Regions from separate parts of the Mus musculus genome. Here region 1 is linked to region 2. The links are chromatin contacts, found by POLR2A ChIA-PET in ENCODE. All regions are on one chromosome and are shown on one strand. Each heading gives the region's core, a stretch centred on a gene start or an enhancer-like site at or near the end of the contact. The rest is flanking DNA. Distances are from core to core; before and after follow the strand shown. Region 1 holds the start of Akap8l (A kinase (PRKA) anchor protein 8-like). Region 2 holds the start of Brd4 (bromodomain containing 4).

Region 1 (3,460 bases), core at 573-3,072, 66 kb before region 2:
ATGGGGCTGTACTTTATCTAGGATTCCAGAAAGTATGGCACTCCAAAGAGGCAGTACACATAAAGCGGACTTATGTCGCATGTTCCCGGGTCACATGCACATGGTCCACTGCAACTGGCTTTCTTTTGCAAAAGTGGGGAGAAATTATCGTCAGGACATTGTATCTGGACAAATGGTAAAAACAAGCCCTTTTAATCACAGCAACAGCCTAATCTATACTTCTCTACCTCCCCTGCCCCAACTAAATTGTGAAGAACAGTTTTGGCTATCATATCAACTATTTCAGTATGTTTCTTTGAAGGATCTAGGCCTTTTAAAGAATGCCATTGTTATTACCCCTAAAGAAACTGCTAACAAGAACTGAGAGGTGGCTCAATGGCAAAGAACACACACTGCTCTTACAGAGAACTTGGATTTGGTTCCCAGCACCCACATGGCAGCTCACAGTAACTCCAGGGTATCCAGTACCCTCTTCTGACCACCTCAGGCACTGGGGGTGCATGTAGTTGCATAGACATATATTCAAGCAAAACAAATACATAAGCCTAAAAAGAATTGATAAACATTCCTTAATACCAATAGAACACCTACTTTAACATTTCTCAAAACCATAAGAAGGTACATGAATCATAGAAGCAGAGCTTGCTGTAGTTTATCCATTGTTTTATTTTTAGGGTTCTTCCAAGGATACCTCCCATGGTGACTTTCCACACAGCCAGGAGGAGCCAGGCATAGTGCTTAGAACAAGGCTGGTACTGGGTTACATTTTTCGTTTTGTGGAGCTGAGCATTGAACATAGGTTCTTATGTCAAGCATTTGCAATAATATATGATACATTGAGATATACTACTTGTATAACAAATAGCATACACATAAACAGTTATTTTTAAAGTGGTTTTTGAGAGGCAGGAGAGATGGCTCAGCAGTTAAGAGCACTAGCTGTTTTCCCAGAGGACCCAGGTTCAATTCCCAGTACCTTCATGGCAGCTCAGGGCTGTCTGAAACTCCAGTTCAGGTGATCTGACACCCTCACACAGACACGCGCAAGCAAAACACTAATACACATAAAATTTTCAAAAGCATCTTTATTTTGCAGTTGGAGAGCTCACATAAGGCCTTCTGTACATGCTAGGATAAAATGTTTTTCCACCAAGCTATATCCTTACAAACACTATTAATTGTTATGTAACGATTAATAAGAAAATAATATTTACTATTTACTTTGTGAAACTGGCCCTAATTCTTTACCCCTCCTTGAAACGGGGACTCACTGGAACCCAGAGTGGCTTAGAATTCATATAGTATAATCTGACCTCAAACTCGAGTCATTCTGTCTCAGGCTCCGGTATTCTGGGGTTACAGAAGTCAGCTACTACACATGGCCTTCTTCGTTTGTTTTAACGTTATCTCACATAACGTTTGTCAGGACCTTGTTTAGCAGTTAGATACTAATTTTCTCCTTTCAACATGGCTTTACCATTCTTGACTTCATTTCAGTGGCGGGGCGCAAGACGGTCGTCTCTGCTCACGCTGGCAAGTGTCTCGCTCGCACACACCAGGCGAGCACACGCGTGGGCTCGGACCTCTAGGTTGCATGCAGCTCCGCCCCTTCGAACCTTTCCATCTTCTCCCCTTGGCCTATTGGCGCAGGTTTTTGTTAACAGGAGGCGGAGAGTAAGGCGGGGTCGTCGGGGGTTGGCAGTATCTCCAACCACTGTCACGAAGAGGTGTAAAAATAGACAGGTAGCGAAACCAATAGGCGTGAAGTCCGAGGTTTGCAGAAGCCAATGAGATAAGGAGGCGGGGCTGGAGCGTGTGTGGAAGGACCCCAGGGATTGTTGTGGCGTCAGACGCGCAGAGTAGCGGTCTGTGTCCACGGCTCGGGTGTTCTCTGCGGCCATGAGCTACACAGGTAGGCCCAACAGGGTGAAGGCAGCGCTCTGGGCCGGGGCGTCAGGACGGGCTGAGTCATGCTAGGATCTCCTCTTGTAGTGTCGTGGTCATTGCCCTCTGTGGTCACAAAATGGCGTCTTAGGCTCTTCCCTTCGGGGTCGCATCCCTCAAGCTTCGGCTCTCACTGACCTCAGCCGGGCATCTTGGACTCTCCTGGCTACTCAAGGATTTGCTTGTGTCTTCTGTGACCGTAGGTCTTGGGCCTCAACGTTAGGTTCAGGCTTCCCGCACCTCCGTTCGTCATTCCCTGGCTAGTGCCCCACGGACACCCACGTCTAAGACGTCGCTTCTCAGGCCTGAGCTTCTGAGATCAGTCCGTTGGGGCGGCTGCTGTCGCCATTGCCTCCCTTGAGCAGTTTCTGTGCAAAACGTCGCAGACCCTTACTCATGGCACTCCCCCCACTTCATCTGGTATAAAGCGGGAGGGGGGGAGAGCCAACCTCCCCTACCTCACTCCCCCAGGGGGCGGTGAGAATCTGTAAATCTATATGAAGGCTCTGAACCGTTGCAGGGAGCTTTAGAGAGCAAGCTTGAACCCTGGTGACGAATGACTACTTTCCACTCAACTTACCGAATCAGGTGCTGAATAGACACTGAATGCTGACAAGAATTTCTTAAGCATCTTATAGGCGAGGACAGACAAAATACAATAAATATATTATTTTGGGTCTTGGGTATCCTGAAGAGATTCAGCCATTACACGGAGAGCTTTGAAGCCTCTGGGAAGGGTGACGTTTAAGAAGAGATGTAAGCAAAATAGGAAAGAGTAAAGATAGCTGTCGCTGTAAAACATACTGGGCTGGAACCGCCTACCTACTTAGATCAGTGATATTTGAGCAAAGAGGAAGGTGGGTGAGGAGCATGGTGAGGGGTGTGGAATATGCTTGAGTGACTGTAGAATCATTCTTGAGTGAGTTAGTTGCCAAGGCTCCCTGGGTTTGCCAATGAAACTTATCAGTCAGTGCCACAGACAGTGCCTCCCACTTTACTGGAGGTATTTCAGGCTTGAACTTAAGTGGTTGCTGGATAACCCACATTCTGTTTGGAATGTTTAAGGCTTTCAATGGAACCTGAGCTTTATGCCAGTCCTCCTAAGCCCCTGGGTCAAATGCTTGCCAAGAACCTTGGGATTTTTAACAACCATCCTCTAGGCCAGTGGTTCTCAACCAGGGTGATTTTGCCTGCCTCACACCTCCCAGGGGTACATTTGGCAATATCTGGAGTCCTGTTTTGTCTTATCTATATAATGTGTGTATGGGCAGGGGGGGGGTGGAGGTGGGGGACTGGTATGCAGTGCTACTGACATCTAGTGGATAAAGGGTAGGGCTGCAACTCTGCAGCCTGAAGCGCATAGTATGGCTTCCACCACAACATACTTTACTTTATTTACATGTATCTGTCTGCATCTACATGTATGTGTTTGTGTGAGTGTGTCAGCCATGTATGAAGGTGCCCCTTGGGACCAGAAGAGAACATGGGTCCCTTGAAACTGGAGTTAACGGAGGGT
Region 2 (3,703 bases), core at 892-3,391:
ATTATATGTAAGTACACTATAGCTGTCCTCAGACACTCCAGAAGAGGGAGTCAGATCTCATTATAAATGGCTGTAAGCCACCATGTGGTTGCTGGGATTCGAATTCCGGACCTTCGGAAGAGCAGTCCGGTGCTCTTACCCACTGAGCCATCTCACCAGCACCTGTTTGATGTTTTGACAGTCTCACTAATACAGGGTGGTCTTCCTTTTAACCTATTATCCTTCTGCCTCAGCCTACCTTTTTCTTTTAGCCTTCTTAATTCTGGACACCTCTCTCTCTCTCTCTCTCTCTCTCTCTATATATATATATATATATATATATATATATGCATATATATATATATATATACATACATACATATACACACATACACACACACACACACATGGGGAACCTTAAAAATTCTAATTTTTTCTTTGGGGGTGGTAGTACATACCTTTTATCCCAGTACTTAAGAGGCAGAGAAAGACAGATTTCTGTGTTCAAGGCTATTCTAGTTTAAGTTTTAGGACAGTCAGGGCCATACAGAGAAATGCTGTCTTAAAAAATCTCAAAGATCTTCTGTATTCCAGGCTGGGATGTTTTGCAACCCCTCAAATGGTCACATACCTAGTTCAGAGTATGCTGGGAGCTGACTTACGTCTTCAAGAATTAAAGTTAATCTGGAGGACAAGAAAGAGAATGTTCTAGGCTTAGAGATCCGTACTGATCAATCTTCAGCTCCTCTACAGAGGCCAGCCAAGAAGACCTGGGTGTGGTGGTGAACACATGTAATCTCATTACTTGGAAGGCTGAGACAAGAAGGGTAAGAATTCTTAAGATCCTGCTCTGAAAAAAAAAATCCCCGCTGGCTCATTCTCTTATTTCATGATACATGAAATATTTTCCTTAAGTTGATTCCATAAATTGAGTGTAGTGAATATAGTGAAACGTGTCTGTATTTTCAGCAATTGTCAGTTCCCACTGACACACAACTAGCCATAGTCCTCTGGCCTTAATGTTCCTCTATCACCTGTCTGAGGGCTCTCTTCACCATCTGCTCTTTTGAGTCTGTCATCGGATTATTTAAATTTTTGGATTAAAAATCTTTTCTTGGGGTTGGAGATTTAGCTCAGTGGTAGAGCGCTTGCCTAGCAAGCGCAAGGCCCTGGGTTCGGTCCTCAGCTCTGGGGGAAAAAAAAAAATCTTTTCTTGTCGTTCTTGCATGTGAAGATCCCCACTCATCTGCAAGGTTCCTTCCCTGAGTCTGCGTGTCGGCTTCCTCCGAAAAGCTGTTTCCTTATGGATGGCCCTGAAGACTCTTCTTGTCTTCTCTTGATCTTCCCTCTTCTGTGTATCCCTCTGGGGTACACAGTCCTCAGAGACCCTCGATCGTGTTCCAAGGACTCCCGCCCTCCTCCCCCCAGTCGGGGGAGCCAGTCTCCTGTCCTCACCTCTACAACCGCCGCCGGCACTAACGAAGCTCTCCGGACCTGGGAGGACCAGCGGGACGCGCACGCCGGGCGGCGGCGATGACACGGGGCCGCGCGCGCAGCGTGCGTGGTGACATCAGTGCGCTGGCGGCGGCGGCAGGGCTGTTTGTTCTGCTCTCCCGCAGCCGAGGAACCGAAGCAGTGGCGGCGGCTGCGGCGGAGGCTGCCAGCAGTGCCCGCGGGCGAGCGGGGCCTGTGAGCGCAGCGGCGCGGCGGGCGCGGCGGACGGGCCCCGGCTTGGCGTCCCGGACAGCGTGCGGCGGCGTGCGGCCTAGCGTCTCAGGTGAGGGGACCGGTGTCCTTCGCGGCCGCGAGGCGGGCTGCCGGGGCCCCACGGCGCGGCCCGCGTAACCTGCATTGCGTAATGGGGCTGGTGCGCCACCACCTACGCCATCGGCGCGGGGGTGGGGAGGCCGCAGTTTCGTGGGCCCGGAGCCTGGTGCTTCTCGCGCCCTGCCGGGGCAGCCCGCGCCGTTGGGGCGGCGGCGGCCGAGTGGGCTCGCGGACTTTGTACCGGGGCAGTTGCGCCCGCCGCTGTCCCCCTTGGCGCGGGCGGCGGCAGGGAACGGGACCGGGACCGGGACCGGGGGCGCGGGCGCGCTGGGCGGCCGGGGGCGGGCGGGGGGCGGGCCAAGCTCCCGGCACTTCCTGCCGCCGCCATTTTGTCAAGTGAGGAGGAGGAGGAGGAGGAGGAGGAGGAAGCGACTGCCTCTGGATCTGCGGTGCGCGCCGGGCCGCGTAAGTCCGGGCCGGGGATGCTGACCGCGGGTACCGCCCGCTCTCTCTGGTTGCAGTTCCCCCTTGGGGCGGGTCGCTCTTGCGCGTCGTGCCCCGGCGCGCTCTCCTTCCGTCAGCTGGGTACTCCTGCCAGTGCTGGGATAGCGAGTTCCCGCTTCATAGTCTCACCTTTCCGGCTGTCCCCGGAGCTCTGCCTAGAAAGAGGTAGAAGATTTTGTTCACAGGGAGAGAGCTTCCATTGCACGCCTGCTCCAGGCTGGACCCAGGGGACAGGAAGGGTGACGAAGGACCAGGAGTCCCTCTCGACCCACCCACTCCCAACCTGGAAGCCTACTCTTTGGGTGCTTTGTTTTGATGGGTCTCTGCTTGCTGCCGTCCCTTGCAATGGCTTCTTACTTGCAGGAGTGTGTCGGTTTAGGGTGGGGATGTTGGAGAGTTGTGATTCAGCAAAATGACCCCCCCCCCCCTTACACACAAACACGGAAATAGCACTTAAACAAGAAGCCCCCAAGGCCGAGCTGGGTTGGAGATGGGAAATCCCACGTTAGTGTAGTGGACAGTGTGAATACTTTTGCTCAGGCCGGTGGGTGAGTCATGTGCCTCTGCTGATTGGCTGACCTCCCTGTTACTCAAGACAAGGGTTTTTTTGTTTGTTTTTTTAAAAGTGTTTTTAGCCTGCTTGTTTACTTGTTTATGCTTTTCGAAATCTGGTGAGATTATCTCCTGTGTGTGTATATATGTTGGATGCCAGTTGCAGCAGCCCTCTTGAGAATGTCTTTACTTATCATCAAAGGTGATATTAATAGCCCCTGGTTACTAAAATCCAACTCTCAGTGTACTTCTAAGCCAATGTGCTCTTCAGTGCTATAATAAAAAATTGGAAAATTTTTATGAATGGAGATGTCAACTTCCCTTGGAATTGGTAGAGCTTGGGTGTTGTAAAGAATGTCACCCACAGGGCTAGACAGATGGCTCAGCGGTTAAGAGCACTGATTGCTCTTCCAAAGGTCCTGAGTTCAAATCCCAGCAACCACATGGTGGCTCATAACCATCTGTAATGAGATCTGATGCCCTCTTCTGGGGTTTATGAAGACAGCTATAAATTAAAAAAAAAAAAAAGAAAAAAAAAGAATGTCACCCACAAAAATGCAAAGGAATTATGAATGTGTTTTCAATTTCAAGAAGTCTTCAGCTAGCCGGGCGTGGTGTCGAACGCCTTTAATCCCAGCACTCGGGAGGCAGAGGCAGGTGGATTTCTTAGTTCGAGGCAAGCCTAGTCTACAAAGTGAGTTCCAGGACTGCCAGGGTATACAGACAAACCCTGTTTAGAAGTCTTCAGCTGGGGCTCAGTTTTATGGGCTTTACAATAATTTACAAGAACATTATTTTATTCACTTTAATTTGGATGGAGAATGATCTTTCCATAGAGGGCATTTATAGGTAACCAACTCCTTCCTTCTCAAAGCTTCAACTAGGAAGGTTGGAAAAGGTA

What was found. ChIA-PET counts read pairs that join two places held with the same protein, here RNA polymerase II (POLR2A).
Region 1: POLR2A ChIA-PET joins it to region 2 with 16 read pairs in Patski. The contact joins the promoter of Akap8l here to the promoter of Brd4 in region 2. POLR2A ChIA-PET finds 5 or more read pairs at or near these places in 3 of 5 experiments (Patski and embryonic stem cell).

Annotation. Positions count from the first base shown.
Region 1 is chr17:32,348,939-32,352,398 of GRCm38, reverse strand. Akap8l (A kinase (PRKA) anchor protein 8-like) reads left to right here and starts at 1,822. Exons shown (of 14, transcript NM_017476.2): 1 at 1,822-1,912. The coding sequence starts at 1,900.
Region 2 is chr17:32,282,571-32,286,273 of GRCm38, reverse strand. It overlaps Brd4 (bromodomain containing 4), which reads left to right and starts at 2,141. Exons shown (of 20, transcript NM_020508.4): 1 at 2,141-2,211.